Linked DNA regions of Mus musculus: regions 2, 3 and 4 are each linked to region 1. A link is a loop called in an ENCODE intact Hi-C map of the cell type or tissue named here. Cell type or tissue: gastrocnemius. All regions are shown on one strand.

Region 1 (5,000 bases):
TCATAGGTTAGAACACTGAGCCTAGACATAGGATTTCTCTCCTCTGCCACCCACTTACACACACACAGGACTCGGCAGCCACACCTGGCACCTGCAGGGCAGGTCAAATTCTTTAAAGCATAGAAGAAACACCAACCATGAAAACCAACTGCCACTCCACCCAGCCTTCCACTAAAGTGTGCTTTTAAGTAAGCAACTATTAACACACAGAGGTAATATACTGTGAAGAATAAAAGCATGTCCTAAAGGGTCACAGACAATATGATCTTCTCTTTATCATGTTAAAACCAACTAAAATAAATATGCATATATTTTAAGAGAATACAAGGACCCAGCTTCAGGATGGCGGCCAAATTAAATGGAGACAGACCCAGAAAGAGATTGTAGGGATAACAACAATCTGTGGAAACCTTAGCTTTCATTTTAGTACTAGACATTCAGTTCCTACATTATTTTTTAAGTAGTTAAAAGGAGAGGGAATAAGGGAGGTAGAGGGGTAAAGAGGAAGAAGGAAGAAAAGGGAGGAGAGAAAAAGAGATAAGTAGAGGAGAAAAGTCAAAAGAGAAAAGCAAACCACACATATACCAAACACTGACAGTGTTTCAGACCAAAGAGGAGTGAGCATTCGCGATGGCACAAGACAGCGCCACACAGCACTGAGTGCAGTGTGCAGCCTAACACTAACCTACTATCTCCCAGTCAAACCCAAAGCTCACCCACCCATCCAACCCCCACTTTGTCGCAATTGAGTGTGTTTGTTATAAGTGGCCTATAATGAATGTGGGGCCTCAGACTCTCCTAAGTAGACATTCTCCTCAGCAAAAAACTAGCCAAAGGGAAGGAGGGGGCTGTACAAATGAAAACGTGACTAATCTTCATTGATTGGCTCTCTGTAATAGAGGTGACAGTTCCCACAGGCCTCTGAGTAGCAATGGTGATTGTCTCTCATTCTCTCGATGCTTACCAAGGGCTGATCATATGTAAAATCTCATAAGCAAAGGACTTACAGTTCATACTTGAATCCAGTCTAGTATTTCCCTAGAAAGCTCCAGAATCAAGAGTCTCCTCAAGAGGACCTCCCAGGCTTTTAGCCACTGCTCACACAACAAACACCAAAGCGGTTCATGTGCAGTGAGGTTATACTGATTCTCCAAATTAGAAGACACCAGATCTCCATGACAGCCACTGGCAAAAACACACATGGGGTTTCCTGAGTGCAACACTGTCCGTCTTACCTGCTATCTCCAGGAGTGCGCTAACATGGTCTCCATCTGCCAGCTTCACAAAGCCAACCTGACCTTGGAAAGTGCCAATCCCTTGGAAGGGCAAAGCCAAGTGTTTCCCTTCAAGGATCTCCTCAACGAATGGCTTCAATTCCAAAAGTGCATCGGTACCGCTAGTGAGAGATGACGTTTCAGCATGGCATAAAAAGCAAAATAGAAAAATAAAATAAATATGGAATAAAGAAATCCAATTTTTTGAAAATAAATTGTATATTATAGTAATTATTTCAAAGTTCAAAATATCATTTAAATCTAACCTATGTTTAAAAACCAATATTAATCTTTAGACAACTATAGAAGTGACTTAAGTCTTTTCCTAGTTATAATTACTATTAAAGACATAAAAGCAGATCGTATTTCATTATTCATCAAGAAACTTCTAAGTCAGATGTGGTAGTACACACCTGTAAACATGGAACTCTGGAGGCTGAGGCAGGAGGACAGCAAATTTGAGTTTGAGGCCAAGCTGGACCACAGTAGTAGACTACAACAAGACCTTAACTCAAAATAAACAAATAATAAACTGCTAACCAAGAAAACACTACCGGAATAACTGAAAGTGCTGTGTGCACAGCTCTGCTGTGGAGCACCTGCTGGCTGTGTGCGAGGGCCTACCTAGATTCAGTCTCCAGTCCTAGATCCAATCTATCCCTCCAGGGTAGAGAGAGAATTAAAACTACATTTTTACTAATTTTTTACTAATGATATATCCCAAACCAACCTACCACACACAAGAACTTTGCTAGGTTGTGAGGAATGTTCTAACCTTCTGTTTGTTTTTTGTTTCCAGGGGTGGGGTTTCAGGCAGGTTCTCATGTACAGAAGGATGGTTCTGAACGTGTGGCCACCCTGCTACCACTTCCCAGATGTTAGGGTGACAGGCACGCACCATGCCCAGTTTCAAACCCAGGCTGTGTCTGACAGAGCAGACAAGCACTTTACCAACCAAACCATGTCCCCAGCCCAAGTCCTAGATTCAAAACAAAACAGAAGAAAAACAGGACTCACTGTTTGCAATGCATTCCACTAAAACTGAAATAGGCATTTTCTCTCAAAATACAACACTCTTTGTGATATGATTTCTTAAAACTGGGTTCAAATAAAGTATAAGTTTATCTATATCTGCCAACCAGAGCTAACAGTTTGTTAGAGCTGTTTAGCCCGTGTTCACTTATGGCCACTTTGTGTTTCAAATCTTCATTGCTCTTTATACTTCGAATCAGATACGAGCAAACTGTGCACAGTCTTAAACTTAGGGTCAATCACTTCCACTTCCGGCTCAAAAAGAATTCTGGTGGGTGTAGCTTAGCATGAGAAAAAATTAAACTCTCACTAGAGGGCAGCAATTGCTTAAAAAAGAAATGAACGCAGGCGGTTTGGAGAGGCTTTTCAAACTGTCTAACAAACCTGCCTCTGGATCAAGGCAGTCAAATACACGAAATACAGATTTCTGTAGTGTTTTCATATTTCTAAATCTTCACACCCAAGCTCTGAAGGAACCCATGCATGCACTTCAGCCACACCGCAGAGATAACGTAATGCTGGAGAACTGCTTTTACATGCCAGCGTTTCTCCCTGCGCCTCCACGGCTACCTCTGAAGTCAGGTGTGCCTAACTGCATTCGCAGCCATGGGACACAGACACACTCCTAGTCCAACGCTGCCCTTCCCTTCGCTGAATTCTGTGAGGCAAAGCACGGGATCACAGAGCACTCACACACATACAGTAGACTGAAGGAATTAACACAAGACATCCAGTCCCATGGAACTATAAACCACAAGCTAAGGCAAACCATGAGAGAGAGACTAAGACCTCCCAGAAGCAATGAATCTGCAGAGTCCTGGTAAAGGAAACAGGCGGCCTACACAGTGCTGGCATTCAGTTATCTGGCTGAATAAAGCAAAGCATTTACCTAATGAGGCGCTATTGATCCAGTGGGTGCCTTAGGAAGCACTGCTATTAGATCCTTCTAAACATGGGTTCTCAAGAGTGCTTTGTGAAAGACTTCTATATACTTAAGTTTATTCTTTAACTTAAGTAAAGGTTTTTAATTTTTAAAAAAAGAGTATATGCATAACAAAACAGAACTCTGAAACTGAGTTCAGGACAGCTGATATTCAAATTAAGCTAGGACAACTATCTTATCAATTAACAGCTGCTTTATCCTAAAATATTTCTACTTCTTCCTTCTACACTGTGAAGACTCAAAAGGACCTCATATAATAGCTACCAAAACCAGTTCATGATTTTAAAAATGTCTGTTGGATATATTCAACATCCAATCTATTGACTAAACCCTATTCTTTTTTTTTAAGATTTATATATTTAATGCATATAAGTACACTGTCGCTATTTTCAAACACACCAGAAGAGGGCATCAGATCCCATTATAGATTGTTGTGAGCCACCATGTAGGTGCTGAGAATTGAACTCAGGAACTTTGGAAGAGCAGTCAGTGCTCTTAACCACTGAGCCATCTCACCAGTCCAAGATCCTAAACTTTGAAGAATTAAAATGAATATGGACTAGGAACTAATCCAAATAGCTAACATACTATACAATATGAGATGAAAAAACAAAGTTAGACTAGGGGTACTTAAAAAATCATTCACATTAAAAACTGTCTCTCCAGAAAATGCCATCCATTTTCTAGTTAGACGCCCAGACAGAAGACACACCTTGCATCACACCATCTCTTAGAAGTTGACAGCTCTGCTCCTCCAGATGTGGGCAGGTTTCATGAAATCAGCTGAAACCCTTGGAGAAAAGACTTGGGGCCAAAGGAATTCTATTCCCAGACTGCCTTTGGATTGAGCCCATAGCACAAACTCTTCTGGCTCCCCAGCCTTCCAGTCTTCCCAATAGATTTCAGACTTACCAACACTCACAACCATGTGAGCCAGTTCTGTGAATGAATCTCTACATAGGCAGCTATTTCTACTTGGATGGATAGAGAACGGGAATTTGTGTGCTCATACCCGACCTGTTCTGTCCTTAGAGAACCCTGACAATTGATAAAGTAGGACAACTGTTGCTATGGACCAATCCATCACACAGGGTGAGATTCTGCCCAACTACTCTCACTCCGGGGCACACCTTTGGTTTGTCTTCCTTGAGAAGCATCAAAGCATTTGTTTCTTCTTATGATTGGTATATTGATAAGCTGAAATAAAGCAAGAAATATCTCTGCTTCTCTCTGCCCTTGAAGGTCATAAAGATCAGAAGACTGCTGGCTGTCACACAAGGGTCGACTGCGTCAAGACCTTAACTACATTCATCATAATGTGGCCAACCGTGAATTACTAATGTATTTTCTTTTCCTCTCTTCTATGTTTCCCTCACCCTCTCCCCAACTCAAGCCTTTTCTTCATTCCCTCAGGAGCCATATGGGTCAGAAACAGGAATAATCCTTTGTTCATCCTTGCTTTGGTTTTCCAAAGAATTCAAGCTTGAACTTAATACATCAAAAGCCACAGGAGACAGCAAGGAATTCTACAATCAGTGACTTACAGTCAACCTTTATGGACTGTGGAGTGGAGGCGTGGAATGGAATAGCATGGCCCTGAGAGTGAGTGGGGCAAGCTGAACCAGAAATGCCCACCCCACCCCAGGAAAGTAACAGCTCTGATGACGGACAGCCACGAGTAAGAGCCTGCTGGGGCACATGCTAGGCTCTTGCTTGTACTGACACTGTTTACTGGGATAGCAGGCATATGT
Region 2 (5,000 bases), 220 kb after region 1:
ATAGTTTGAAAAATTTTATTTTTATTGCACTATTAGCAAAAATACCATTTTGATTGTTGTTTCTTTATATAACTATAGAAATATGAAATTTGGACTTGAATAGTAAGATGTTAAATACTTAGATAAGACAGATGATTCCTAGACTAACATTCTTTCGTTAGTAGAGGATTCTCACAGGTTAGCCTTGCTCTATTTTTCCGGGTAGAAGAAATGACTAAATAGGTGCAGGCACACACAGTTACTTCCCGGGCTTTGCTTGTGGCTATTTTGATATATGTGGTTGTTAACGCACAAGAGTCTTCCTTAAACTTTTAAGGAATCACCAGAAAAATACAGGCTTCAAGCAAATAATTGTCCATATTTCCAGATAAGACTATTTATAGAGAATTAGCAGTGTCAGACAACAACTAAGTATATTCCGTAGTAGGTCTGAACAAAACGTGCCAGTTGGAGTAGGCATCTCTTGAGTCTGCTCTTGCCATGAGTAGATGCAGTTGCTGTTGTTTCTGCCCCAGAGGAGCCTTCTGGGGACCGTCGCCAGCTTTTGTTCTAAGACTGGAGGCCGTAGAGTTCTCATGTTGTGTTAGAGCTAATGAAGGACAGTCAGCCAGGGCATCTTTGTAGGCCGTGCACTTCTTTGGGAAACCTGCCATCTTGATTGAGCAGTTATTACAGAAGGTGAACAGTTTTCCCGAGGAAAAGCTATAGGCGTAGCGCCAATCCTTTATTTCCCATTTGTGCTTTGGACACTGTGATCCATCGGATGGGCAGGGCATCAAAAGGATGATTGTGTTACTGTGAAAAGTAGGAGACTTTGCTTGCTAGTATGGCAGTGAAATCTGGCTGGGGTCTGTGTTCTGTTTCCCAGCATGGCAGAGCTGCTCTGACCCAGCACCGAGCTTCTTCCTCCAGCCTTTTATCAGGGTTCCATCAGTGTTGCTGATGTGTGTTGTGTTTGAAGGTTTGAACAATATAGATAGTTGAATAATCTTCCTTTAGTGATTGCATCACAGGCAGAGTTGAAGGTGACATCAGAAGACTTAAAAGTAAAGATCACCCAGAGCAGCTGTCGTAAAGCAGGGAGCCTCCTCTGAGGTTAGGAACAACAGCAATCTTCATGTGTTTTCTGAATCTGAGTTATCAATAGACGGGGTGCTGGGCTGCGTAAGTAGAGTCCTCAGGGAAGGAAGCCTTCTCAGATGCCTAGAAGGATGAAAGAGAGACAGCCATGACAAGAGAGGAGAACATAGGTCATCCCAGGTAGTGGAAGGTGCAAAGCGGCTCGGAAGTGAGAGACCAGAAAAAAGACAGCACACTCAGGCCTTGTAGGCGAGCCTGCTGCTGCTAGCTAGGCTTGCTGGCTCCATTCTGTAGGAAGCCTTGGAGGGATCCTTAGTGTGTTGGTCCTACCGTGCAGAGCGCAGTGTTAGTTTTGAAGAATCAACTGGTCCCGGAGAATGGTGAGAGAAGATTGAGTCAGGAAGCCCACAGACTGCATGCAGTGGTCACATAACAGTGTCTGCTGTGGTCTTCACCTTAGGTTGGAGCAGATCACTTGGTTACCACACAATAGAATGGGCGAGTGTTTAAATGTGTGCCATCAACATATTGTCAACTTGGCTTTGTAATTTTTAATTTTATATTGACTCATATTTCAGTATTAGTATAGTTGAAACTATCTTTTGGTCAGATTTTTCATTTTGTCATAATTTGTGATGGCAGCAAGTGCTTAAAATTGTATAATAAGTCAAAGAGGTATGCATAATTATATGCTTCTACACTGGAAAATTAGTAAAACCTTAGCAAAAACAAGCAAAAACCAGCTTTAGGAAATAAATAGGTATAATGTAAGATGTGAACTCATTTTAATGTTGTAACAATTTGTGTGGATTTTGAAAATACATTCAAGGGCCCTGTTTGACTTGCTAGTATTAAAGGGTGATGTTCTAGAATTTGAGGTTCCTGACTAAAGCAAATGGGTCTAAGAAGAAGTATCATTTGATGCAAAAGCAGGGCTAGGAAAGGGGCAGGTCGTGGCGGGACAGGCGAGGGGTGTGGAGTGTTTGGTACTGTGTAGAACAAAGATTGAAAGGGTAGACCCCTTGTTGAACTGATGGCTTACACACACCATCCTTTAACAGTTTCCGGCCCTCTGGGTTTTTTGTTTATTGGAATTTTTCTTGGTGCATGGAAAAAAGCAGACCACGGGGTGTAAAAAGTAAAGCACTTTTTATAAGGAGGAAAAGACCTGAGGGGTATTTCATTGTTCAGGAGGAGTCTCTGGTAGAGAGACTTGTCACTTGGCTTGCTGACTCTTGAGGTGATCCAACACTATGACAAAAACACTAGTACAGTAGGTTCTGCCTCACTGAGAGAGAGAGAGGACAGCAGCACACAGTAGGTTCTGCTACAATGTGAGAGAGAGGACAGCAGCACACAGTAGGTTCTGTCTCACTGAGAGAGAGAGGACAGCAACATACAGTAGGTTCTGTCTCACTGAGAGAGAGAGGACAGCAACACACAGTAGGTTCTGCTTCACTGAGAGAGAGGACAGCAGCACACAGTAGGTTCTGCTTCACTGAGAGAGAGAACAGCAGCACACAGTAGGTTCTACCTTACTGTGAGAGAAAGGACAGCAGCACACAGTTGGTTCTGCCTGACTATGAGAGAGAGTATTGGTGACATTGTAATTCTGCAGTTGGGCCGAGAGCTCCTCCTACTGGCCAAGTACCTGGTGAGCCACATGCTCAAAAATCTGATTTACTGGATGGATTTTTAAAAACTCAGACTATTAGTAGAGTTTTGTATTAGTTTAAAAATAAGTTTATATTACATATTGATATATCCAAAGTTCAAACACTATGGTCTAGCTACATTTGGTTAAGGGGTTCTGTTCTTCAAAGCTTTACATTCACTGGTCTAATGTATTTCAACTTCTCTTCTGATTAGCCCCGATTGGTGTTGTGGACCAAAGCCCTCCTGGAGAGGGCTCAGTGCCTGGCCCTGGAGTTATCAGCTATACTACCATCCAGGATGGCCGGAGGGACAGCAAAAGCCCAACAAAAGCTACACCCCTGCCCGCTGAGGGAAAGGTATGGCCTATTAGCACTTGTGCTGCTGTGTAGGATGCTCAGATCAGAGACTCTCTGCTGCCTTTAGTAGTTAAGACGTCAGAATTTCTTGTTGTTGTGTAACCTACGCTTACAATCTTCTATGTTTCAAATGGAGGCTGCTACTTTGCACTGTGATTTCTAACCTTGTTTTTATTATTTTTCAGAGTAAAATATTTGTTTCCGTGTAAATTATACTAATGCAAGAACAGAGTAGATTATACAAAAATAAGAAAGCAATGTACTGGCATTTCCTGTTTTCTTAGTTTATTATCAGTTGACTTAACAATGATAAAAGCCATGTGGTTTGAAATTGCGTATTTTATTACTAGTCAATTTTAAAGGTAATCCCTGTCTTTTATTACATTAATTTAATTTTTTAAAATGAATCCACTAATAATACAAAGCTGTGAATAAGTGCAGGATTATATGCTGTCTCTGCCTTGTTTGTGCTTACACTATAGCTAATGAACTGAGGCATTCCTTAGTCTGTCAGTTTTGTTATTTTGTTACTAAAGTCATTTCAAGTGGTTACCAGTCACTTGACTAAAGAACTTTTGAGCTCCTCACAAATCATTTCCATGCTTGCACAAAGCATTATTTTATATGTAACATTGGAAGTAGATCACACACACAAACACACACACACTCCCCCCCCCTCTCTCTCACACACACACACATACACACAGAGTCTCTCTCTCTCTCTCTCTCTCTCTCTCTCTCTCTCTCTCTCTCTCTCTCTCTCCCACACACACACTTCCTCTCCCTCTCCCTCTCCCCCTCACACACACACACACACACACACACAGCCTGGATCATCCTTTTGATACACTGTGCCTTTTTAGCTCTGGCTTTGAAAACTGTAGTGACATGCAGAATGAACGTGTAAAGGAACTATTAACTGCTGAAGCATCTGCTGATACTGTAGGAATTCTTGCAAGCACTGACAGCCTCTGTGGCCACCACAGACACATGCCACAGGACAGTGTATCAAACAGCAGGGGATACGAATCATTTGCATCCTTTTGTTAAACAATTTGTGATTGTCGTGTTGAAAAGTATCTGGCTAAATACCATTTATTAAAAAGCAACACAGCTTGTGTTCTACATGATATCCTTCAAGTGCTAAGTGGTCAGAATCTTTTCAGTCATGCTTACAGAGTATCTGAACAAACAGCTACTGAAGAGAAAGTTCAGGATTTCTGTTCAGTTTGTCTTCAGTTTATATATGTAATTATGAAAAAAATCTAGACAAATATTGTATTAAGTTCTAAATGAAATCTTTCTTATCTTTAGCAAATGACTAGTTCTATGAGCATTTTTCTAGCATTTTTAGATACATGTGTCAGCAGCTAGGTTTGAGTAATGTTAGCTAAAACCTCATAGTCATTAATATGTGTAAATTTTATGTGATAAAAGGAGTCCAGTTTCTCTCCTTAAAAGTGGATTATTCAGTTAAGTTTTTAATGACTGTTTTTTATGAAACTTGCTTGGGCGTGAAGCTTTCACTAATGTTTCTTCTTTTCTTCTGTTTCCTTCTTGTTTCTTTGAAAATAACCATTGTGGGATTCATCACCAACCATGGGTTGTTTAAATAGACCACTTGCATGTGCCCCCTGTCACCTCTCATTTGCTGTACTTCATCTTTTCCTCCTTACCTCCTGCCAGTCCTTGAAGTGGACTTGCTGTCAGACATTTCAGAGGAAGACCCTTTTGGGGAGGCTGATCAGACCACACTCGATAGCTTCGAGCTGCTTTCCATGGGTGGGACATCAGAGCAGGGTGACTCTGAAGTGGCCACATTGGATTCGGTCTTAGATCCTATTGTAGCCCCTCGTCAACCTGACTGTCCTTCCATGCCTGAGAAGACTGTCAGGTCGGCTGTCCCTA
Region 3 (5,000 bases), 150 kb after region 1:
CTATGGAAGAGAAAAGTAACCTGAATTTCCTTATTTCCTTACTTGGGATAGAGCAAGGATGCTTAGCTTTCTATAGAAACAGAACCGAAAAAAGCAGATTCCTTATTGAGTTAAAACTTTGCCGTTTAGTTTAGTCTAGTTGGTCAAACTGAAATTACCAAGGAGAATAGGAAAGGATTGTTAGGGAAGATCTGGTATGGTTCCCAGTTATTTCCATACCATACCTCTTGAATATGTAATCATCAGATTAGTGTTGACCATGAGGGAGGAAAGGTTTATACAAGTAGGGCAAAGGGGAGGTTACCTCTGTGTGTGTGTGTGTGTGTGTGTGTACACGTGTACACCTCAGAACACACATACAAGCCCTTACTTCTCCAGGGCAAATCTTTGCACACTGGTTGTGTGGTTCATAGGGTGTGGATGGCAGAGAGAGAGGGGGCAGAGAAAGAGGGGGTGCAGAGAGAGTGGTGCTAGTGGTGGATTTAGCTGGTGGTGTTTGTCATCTAGATTTCTGTTTCATGGCTTTTGTTATTTGTATATGTACCATCAATTCACAATCAACTATTGGGGTCCACTCAGGCCCAAGTGTCATTCTACATATTTTGTAACTGAAAAATCAGTAGTAGATTCATTGCTGCATTTGTTCACTTAGTGCCTATTTTCAGTCTTGGATCTGGAAGATCATGTTGTATTTTTTGTTCGTTTGTTTGTTTTTAAATGTAGTCATGAGAACTGGACAGTGTAGACCTAAGATAAAGGTTTGCATTAATGCACATGGGAGCATGGAGATGCATTTCTTGTTGCAGAAGTTGGTGTGTGGCTGGAGTTGAAGGGCGTGAGGGCTGTGGAGGGGCAGTGGAAGGCAGTGGGGAGGAACTATTAATTGCTTCCTCCCTTGGCAGCCTGCATAGAATTATCTTCAGGTGCCAAGGAAGTCAGACTTCAGAAGGAGGATTTAGGTCAGATCTAGCTGAAGTCTTGTACCCTAACTGTGTGTGATCTTCAGTTATAGGTGTCACTCTCAACCCCTGGGAGGCAACCAAGACCATATTCATAATCCACAATACTGTGGGGGTCCTGTGGACTTCCCTGATCAACCACTGGAAAGGAGTTGTCTCATGCTGGTTTTTTTTTGTTTTTTTTTTTTTTTTTTTTTTTTTTTGTCTGTCGGGAGCATTATCAGTTCAAGTAGCTTAATTTCCTTTAACACACACATGTACACATATACAACCACACACATGTGAACATGAACACACACACACACACACACAATCTTGTGTATAATTTTAGGTAAATATAAAAATAATCCTTGAAGTTTTATCAATAGTCTTGGCATTACTGCAATGTCATTAGTTCTTTGTTTTTTATGTTACTTACTTTAAAGACAACTTCAAGCTGTCTATCAGTAAAGTCTCTAGCAGTGAATTCCTGGAGAGAAACAATGGGAAGTTGGGATGCCATTTGAGGAGCTGACTTTGGTAATTGCTGCTGTTCAGTACAAAGCACTTTTATGTCCATTCTTTCCATGTGGTGGGCTGAGATGCAACCTCAAGAAGACAGAGCTGCTGAGTTCTCAAGACACTGGTAGTAAGACTTAAGAAATGACAATGTAATCAGTGGTAGAAATACAAGAGGGTGTACAGCAGTTAGCCTGGATGGAGAGGCAGGAACGCATTGAGTCTTGGTGTGCTTTCTTTAGAATGGGGAGCTAGTAGTAGCCTTTACTCCATGATTATATGCCGTTGCTTATAAATTCATCAAATGTTCTTTTACTCACCCATTACATATCAGGCATGATATGACTTCCTATGACTAGCGTGACATTTTCTGTCTACATTGAAGACAGCCACAGTGGAGCCATGTTACTAATGTGGTAGATGAAGGAGGTGGGAAAGGACTAAAGCAGTGGTAGACGGCCTGTTCACATGCTGGCCCTCTGTACATCCGCTTGCTTGCCTAGGACACCCCTGTCTGGCTGCTGCGGGAATTGCACCTTCATTTCTACTTGCAGGTGTTTGGTAATTCTCAGTAGAAAGGAAGAAGAAGCCGCTCTGGGTGTTTTCTGAGATAAGGAATTCTGTACAGAACTGAGGTCTTGATCAGTGAGACCATCAGGTTCTGATGGAATATCTATCCCATCCTCAGAGGGTGCCACCTCCCTCAGAGGTTTCGTTGTTGACATTTTTGCTCCTATGAATTTGGAGAAGCCCTGGAATTCCTTTTTTCAGGTCTAGTGCTAGAAATGGGAAGGGGAAGGACCATAGCTGTGTCTCTCCTGTCCCCGTGAAGACTTGTAGCTGTCAGCGGTGCTGCTCTCAGAAGGTTTCGGACTAGAGCAGTCAGGAAGGATCTCTACAGTTCCTCGTGCTGTGCTGACTCCCAACCACAGCATTATTTTTGTTGCTACTTCATAACTGTAATTTTGCTGCAGTTACAAATCTTGATGTAAATATTTGATGTGGGACCCCTGTGAAAGGGTTGCTCAACTCCCAAAATGGGTCACAGCCCACAGGTTGAGAACCACTGGACTAGCACATTCCTTTGTAGCAGAGCTGAGTTTATCTAATAACTATGAAGGCAAATGGTAAACTGAACTGTATTGTTCTTAGAAACAGTTTTTTTGTCATTTGCTTCAGTCCAGTTTTTGGACTACCATCTCCATAATGTAATCAGACAGTTTTGCCTTGAAGTAACCTGTTTGTGCAGCTTCCCCTTCACGGCACTCTGGGTCTTGAGGCTGATCTTGGTACTGATTTCCCTGGCTCAGTGGATGGCAGCCTCCGTTACCTGGGGACATGGCTTCTGCTTTGCCTGAGCCAGCTAAGCCTTGGCTTTTGTTTGCAGTACATAACATAAAGTTGGCTCTTGCCTTCTCGTTCACCATAACACTTTCTGTCTTTTCATTGGTGCCTTTAGATGATTGCATGTAGTTCTTAATGTGGGTGGGCACTGTCTTGCCGTTTGTTTTCTATTTCATCGGTTTTCCCCTCTTCTCCTGTCTTGCAGGTTAATTGAATAATTGTCTGATTTCAGTTTACCTCCACGTATGGTTGTCTCTGTTTCATTGATACCCAATCCAAAGTTGAATGTATTCCCTCACATCCCCACTGTTCCTCCTGTGATAATGGTTTCCGTGAAAGGCTCTGCTGCTCAGCTATTTAAATGCCTCCCCCTCCCGCCCTCTGTCACCCCCCACCCCTGTTCCCAATCTCTTTGGCCACATTCTTCTCACCATTCTGTTAGTTGGATATTTGCTGAGTTTATCTATTTCACAGATCTCACATAGGTGAGTTTGTTCATGGCTGACTTTAATGTTGATGTCCAACATTGGGACGTGCTTGTGTTTTTAATTCTGTGTTTTAAACAACAAAGGAGCGGGTTCATTAGAACAGTGCAACACTGAGCAGATTTCTTTATTACTTCCTTCTCTAGTTCTTCAGAAACTATAGATTAGACCTTATTTTCTTATCTAACCTCAGTTCCTCCTCCAAAGGCAGTACTAACAAGCTTAAGCTTGCGTAGATCTTGTCTTCTTTTTCATTATAATTTTTAAAAACGTTTAGATTATATCATTTCCCCATTCCCTTTCCTCTCTCCAGATCCTCCCTTGTACCTCCTCTCTGTTTCAGATTCATAGCGGTTTTCTCTATTGCTGATGTACACACACACAGCCTGCCTAGTCCATAAAATAATGTTTTTATATATGTTTACAGGGCTAACTGTTTGGTGTGGGATACTCAGTTGCTGTGTTCTTCGCTGGGGAAGACTGTGTCTCCCACTCTCAGCGTTCTGTCGTTGCCTGTAGATCTGAGTTTAGGGTTGAGGCTTAAAGAACTTTCCTGCTTCAACATTAGCACATCTGTGGGTGTTGTCCCTGCTCAGGTTATGTTTAGACTGCCATGTTGGTGAGACATGGAGGGTATAACTTCCTGAGAGACAATCTCAAAGCAAAATTCCCATTCCCCTGCCTTTTTAGAATCTTTTCCCTTATTTTCTTCAGTGAGCCCTGAGCCTTCAGTGCACACAACTGAGCAAGGATCTGTCCAGTAGGATGCCCCTTACTTTTCTGCTTTTGCCTATTGCACAGCTTTCTATTTGGTCCTTGCTTCTACTGTGTGTCCTTGCCCATCCTGGGTTCTTTACATGGATTTCTACATTGTTTGTATACTACAGCCAAAGATGTTGTGGAACCTGAAACCCTTTCCTCTTGCATAGAAGAAACCTTGCACATCCTGAACTCCTACCCCCTCCCTGAGCCTGCACCGCCATTTCCCATTGCCATCAGCAGAGCATTCAGGCTCTAGGTTTCCCAGATCCGCATGAACACCGTGTGTATGTATGTGCGTTCTCGTGCACACACACAGGCATGTGCATATTCGCTTTATTTTTCAGGTATGGTTTTGCTTTGTACTCCAGACTTGTCTTTAGCGCCTGGTCCACCTTCCAAGTGCTGGGATTACACACTAACACTGTTCAAATAACTTTTCATCTTCATTTTTCTTAAAACAGCTATCCCAGTGGGTGTGAAGAACTATTACAAAGTGAATTTGATTTTATAATGAGTAATCTCAAACTTTTTTCGTGTTGTGATTGGCCTTTAGTAAATACTGTGAGAAATGTCTTTCAACACTTGTCCAGATTTTGAGTTTGGTTTCATGTTCCTTCACATGTTCTGTGTGGTAGACATTTGTCACATACATGCTCATTCAGGTTGTGGCTTTGTTTTCCCCCATATTTTATAATGTATTGCATATATCTAAAAATGCTTTTGAGAAAATTTATTAGAGCAGTCCTGTTTGTGGAAATGTCTGTATCCAAATGTGAATGGTAGGGAGGTGGGGCCGTGCTTGGTTAGAGAGTTGGGGTTTAAGGTGTGTGGACTTATGCAAGAACCACAGTGCAATATTAAAAGGCCTCACATAAAATAGGCTAAGGTTCTACTCCACATTCAGTGGTCAGGATTCTGAAGCAGAATTCCACAGCCGACTTGTGGAAACCCA
Region 4 (5,000 bases), 870 kb after region 1:
GTGGGTTGAGGAGCACCCTCATAGAAGCAAGGTAAGGGGGAATGGGATAGAGTGTTTACAGAAGGGACATTGGGAAAGGGGATAACATTTGAAATATAAATAAATAAAATATCCAATTAAAAAAGAATAAGTAAGTCTAAGAATAAAGTCTTACATTTTTATAACTGATACTTAGCTAGGTGTTAGACATGAATGCCCTCCGATTTCCCGATAGGCTACATAATCCCAAATGATCAACCCTTAAACACGTGTACTTATCAGCAATACCAAATGCTTTCAATAGGGCGTGCGTGCGTGCGTGCGTGCGTGTGTGTGTGTGTGTGCGTGTGCGTGTGTGTACCTATAGCAATAATAATTATAGAAAAAGAGATCATGGGCTTTTGAGGGAGAGATCACAGGAGGAATTTGGAGAGAGAAGAGGAATTATGTAAATGTGGTACTTAAAGTCAAAATTCTCAAAAATAAATTAATTAATTAATTAATAATTAATTAAATGAGCCTTTAGGAGGTGGACAGATAGCTCACTGGTTAAGCACTTTTTGCTTTCACAGGGGACTGGGCTTCTGCTCCAAGTGCCCACTTCAATGGTTGATAACCACCTGCAATACTAGTTCTAGGATATCAGCCATCCTTTGCTGGCCTGCTTAGGCACCTGCATGCATGTGGTGCACATACATACCCACAGGCACACATACATAAAATAAGTGAATCGATCTTCAGTTATTTTTATTGTACATGTATGGAGTCCACTGTGATAATTTGATACAGGCATATGATGTGCTATGATTAAGTCAGGGCACTTAGCATTTTTATCTTTGTAAACATCTATCATTTCGTCATTGAAAAACTCGAAGTTTCTCTCTTCCAGTTGCTCATAAAATGTATAATAAATTGTTGTTATCCATGCTCGCTGCAGGAAGCCATGGGACACTGTCCCACACTTCTCCTCGCTGTATCTATCTTTTCACTGCTGAATGCCAGGCAGAATGAACAGCATCTTCATATACAGATTTTTGCCAAATTGAAATGGCACTGTGCGGCGGGGAGGGGGATCAGGGAGCATTAAATTCAAAGGTCTGCCTTTCTAGTCTGAAAATAAGAGGGTTACCTAGTCATCTTCAAGGAAGGTATCGACCCCCTAAAGTATTTAAGGATTCACCTAATCACTCTAAACCACTATCCTTATGTTGAACAACATTTTCTGAATCTACATGTTGATATATTTTGAGGGTCTTTTTAATTTATTTATAAGGATTTATTTATTTATTACTATTGTTTCTATTTTTAATCATGCAAAATTAAAGTGGTCATAAAGATGTTCCAGGATGTTAAATGCCAGAGCACATTTATTAACTCACCCCCTGTGCTTCTCCTGTATACCCTCATAGATTCGTCCTTCATTTATTCATGCATTGATTAAATATTCATTGGGCCTAGGCTGTATCCAGTGCTTAACAGGCACACACGAAGGGGACGGGAACGTGTGCTTTTTTGCCCTTCCCCTTTCAGTCTGGATGGAAAACTAACTCTTAATGTGGCCCTTGGCACTTATTACAAAAGTCAAGATCTCCTTTAAATAATGTCACACTCTGTAAGATTGACTTTGTTGTCCTATTTTACTGATAGCAAAAAATGAAGTTGAGAGAGCTGAGATTCAGGAGCCTTGGCCAGATTTTCATTGCACAGGTGCTAAGCAACCATCCCCTAAACATGAAAGGAACATTCATCGAGCAAACTATGAGTGTGTCTGACGCTGTCTTTGTGTAGAAGTTCAGGAAGATCCAAATAAATAATATAGCTCCAGGAGATGCTTCTCATCATATTTCAAAAAAAAATTACATCTAATAAGAACATAGCACACAACAAAGAACACAGGTGGGCCAATAGAAGTGGGGTTCAGAGGCTAAAACTCAGACAGAGGGCTTAGGAAGCCTGGCTCTTGTGAGGCATGAGAGGAGAAAATCAACGCGATATTCTTTCACCTGCCCATGTTTCACAGTGCCTAGCACATGCTTGTAGAGACAATCATTTTAGCACGTTATTACATCGATGATGAGCAGGAGATATTATTTGATGTTTTGACATTTCATAACTGCTGTAAACTAGTTCTATCTTATGTCAATGGCTGTTCTCATGACTCCCACTGTTTGGCTTTTCATCTGTTATTTCATGAACATTTTTCTATTGTAGACTTCTAAATGTCAAACAACAACAATAACAACAACAACAACAACAACACAACAACAAATCAGTAGCTTGAGATTCAACACGCCATCTTCAGTTCACCAGCTAGTCGCGACCACACTGCCACCTAGTGGTTTGTAGCTGCGGCTTCCACAGTAAACAGTCTATTCAAACATATCAAGCTTACACATCTATTAACTGATTCTGGTTGGTTTATTTAGAACATACAGCTCATTTTACCATAGAGATGATATCGTGAATGACTATGAGGTTTCTAGTCTGCTTACACAATCCCATGATGGAATCCACACCTTCCATGTATTGTAATCCATTGTTGCAGGGGCAGGGGTGGGGGAAACTAAGACAGCAACCGTCACAAAAGAGACAGCTCATTTTACCCAGCTCAGACTCTGAAGAAACACAATACAGGTGGAAGAGCTCACTGGGATTAACAAATGATGTACGATGAGGGTCCAGAAAGCAGTAAGGAGCGGGCACTGTGGAGAAGGGCATCCATGGGGAGGGATGTGTGAATATGCATATATGACAAGACCATTCTTGGTGTGTGCAGAGAAAAGTGAGAATCCCTGTTTCCCAGGGAGCAAGGTGCAGAATGCAGAACTGACCTCAAGATACCTGGAGGTCAGGTGCCCAATTGCTTCCTATTAATTAGACTAGCTTGAATTTTCTATGAATGGGAAAAATACTTGTACACACATGACAATTAGCATAATTATTTCAAGATCTATGTTTGCTATTGAGTTTATTAAGAGCTCCTTGTTCTTCATGTCACTGCCTCATAGCTTATTCACCCATTCACGTGAAAATGAACGTCCTGGATGTTTCTATGGTTGGATGTTACAATAACAGGCTCAGGCTATTGTAAGTTCTCACTTATAACTTGTCTATGTGAAGATGTTCTCATTTAAGTTGGATAGTTACGTCGATTAGGGTAGCTGTACTGTATATCAGTCTATTGCCCTTTTAAAAGTCGATATACTGTCTTTCATCAGGGCAAGACCATTCTCTGTGTGTACAGTGTCACCAGTCAGTGTTGAATTTAGTCTCTCACAGTTTCCTCCAGCCCTTGCTATGGTCAGAGTTTTTCGTTATCCAAGTGGATGCATCCTGATATTATGTTGTGGTTTCTTAATACTTTAATGTTATTTATTGCCTTTACATGCACGAATTTGACATCTGTTTCCCATGTAATTTTTGAATATTGTAAAGTTGTTTTGAGCAACCCCTATTTGTCCTTAATTTAATTCCCATTGTCAGATATATCTTGATACTTTATTCTTTGTTATTTGTTATCTTTTCTTTCATTTACTGACTTCCTATAGATTGGTTAAATTTAGCACTATTCTATTTTGATACTTTCCCATAGCTTCTGGATATATATATACACGTTTTATTCATTTATTTTTCTCTGACTGTCAGATGGGGGCATTTGTGATCATCCATTTAAAGTCCACTGATTCTTTTCTTAGTCATTTCAAGTCTATAAATATTTTTGCCTCCCTTGCTAAGGCTTTATTTATTCATCCTTACACCCTTTAATTTCTTTCTCTGTCTTATTTCTCCAGCTGGTGCTTCAAGCACAATGCAAAAAGGAGTGGGAACGGTGGGCAGCCTTGTCTTGTTCCTGATTTCATTGGGATTGCTTCAAGTTTTTCCCCCATTTAGGATGGTGTTTGCCGTGGATTCCTCATTGATGATGATGATGACGATGACGATGACGATGATGATGGATACTGATGTATGTTCCCTCTAGTCCCACTTACTCTTTCTAGGACTTTTCATCATGAAGACATGTTGGATTTTTGTCAAAGGCTTTTTCTGCTCAGTTGGGATGATCATGTGATTTTTTTTACCTTTCAAACCACTTATGCAGTTTATAACATGTGTTAAATTGTGTATTTTGAACCACCCCTGTATCTCCTGGATAAAGCCAACTTGGTCATGGGGGATGATAATGTGTTTGATGTATGTCAGTATTTGGTTTGCAGGTATTTCACTGAGCATTTATGAATCTGTGTTCACCAGGAATTCTGGCCTGCAGCTGTCTCGTTATTCTTGTGTCTTTACCTGGCTTGAGCATTAGAATAATGCTGGCTTCATAGAATGAGTTTGGCAATGCCCTTTCTGTTTCTGTTTTTGAAATGTTTTAAGAAGGAAGAATTGGCTGTAGATTTCCTTTGAAAGTCTGATATAATTCTGTTATGAATCCATCTGGACCTGAACATTTTTAGTTAGAACTTTGTTACCATTTCAACTTCTTTGTGGGTCTATTTCTGCCATTGGCTTTTCTTAGTTTAATTTAGGTGATTTGATGGAATCTAGAAAATTCTCCATTTCTTTAGGTTTTCCAGCATAATAGAGTACAGCTTTTTAAAGTGTTCCCTTAAAATATTCTGATCTATCTCTCTCTCTCTCTCTCTCTCTCTCTCTCTCTCTCTCTCTCTCTCTCTCTCTCTCCATCTTGCTAATTTCTCAAAGAGCCAGCTCTTAGACTCATTGATCTTTGTATTAACTAACCACTGCTCTAGACTTAATTTAGATCCTACTATTGAGGCAAACTCTTCTAGGTCCATGCAGATGAGCAATGACTTAGGAGTTGGTCCACCTGAGCTGATGGGAGTAGATTATGTCTGAAGCTGTGCATGAGTCCCAAGAATCTTGCCATTTTATCCCATGAGTGCTTCATCTACTTGAGGCAATATATGCTGCTCACTTCTTAGCTAAAGGCTCAAAAGAGATTCTGTGTGGGACTGCTGTTGTCCCCTCTTCACTCAGTCTGCGAGGGCTGTCATCTG

Evidence for each region. A loop is a pair of places that touch in the nucleus more often than their neighbours do. Peaks named below come from ENCODE experiments on the same cell type or tissue, not always from the same donor. Only the 100,000 strongest peaks of a DNase experiment are listed, where the experiment ranks them.
Region 2: a loop joins it to region 1, with 8 times the contacts of the local background. A loop is called at or near these places in 41 of 42 quality-filtered maps.
Region 3: it touches region 1 in a loop (4-fold over the local background); 9 of 42 quality-filtered maps call a loop at or near these places.
Region 4: a loop joins it to region 1, with 4 times the contacts of the local background. A loop is called at or near these places in 20 of 42 quality-filtered maps.

Annotation. Positions count from the first base shown.
Region 1 is chr10:25,266,073-25,271,072 of GRCm38, forward strand. Akap7 (A kinase (PRKA) anchor protein 7) reads right to left here. Exons shown (of 8, transcript NM_001379238.1): 5 at 1,236-1,396. It overlaps Gm25016 (a small nucleolar RNA gene), which reads right to left and starts at 103; the gene lies at 1-103. In gastrocnemius, a CTCF peak has its summit at 2,607 (motif pointing right); no DNase peak of the experiment used is centred here; H3K4me3 peaks cover 317 bases; H3K27ac peaks cover 460 bases.
Region 2 is chr10:25,486,002-25,491,001 of GRCm38, forward strand. It overlaps Epb41l2 (erythrocyte membrane protein band 4.1 like 2), which reads left to right. Exons shown (of 20, transcript NM_001199265.1): 12 at 2,950-3,092. Among named protein-coding and RNA genes, the nearest start is that of Smlr1, 48 kb to the right of the region's middle. In gastrocnemius, a CTCF peak has its summit at 2,728 (motif pointing left); a DNase peak (open chromatin) is centred at 2,708.
Region 3 is chr10:25,413,426-25,418,425 of GRCm38, forward strand. The region is part of intron 1 of Epb41l2 (erythrocyte membrane protein band 4.1 like 2); the gene reads left to right. Among named protein-coding and RNA genes, the nearest start is that of Epb41l2, 56 kb to the left of the region's middle. In gastrocnemius, a CTCF peak has its summit at 1,974; no DNase peak of the experiment used is centred here.
Region 4 is chr10:26,137,314-26,142,313 of GRCm38, forward strand. No RefSeq gene overlaps it. Among named protein-coding and RNA genes, the nearest start is that of Tmem200a, 61 kb to the left of the region's middle. In gastrocnemius, a CTCF peak has its summit at 2,314 (motif pointing left); a DNase peak (open chromatin) is centred at 2,308.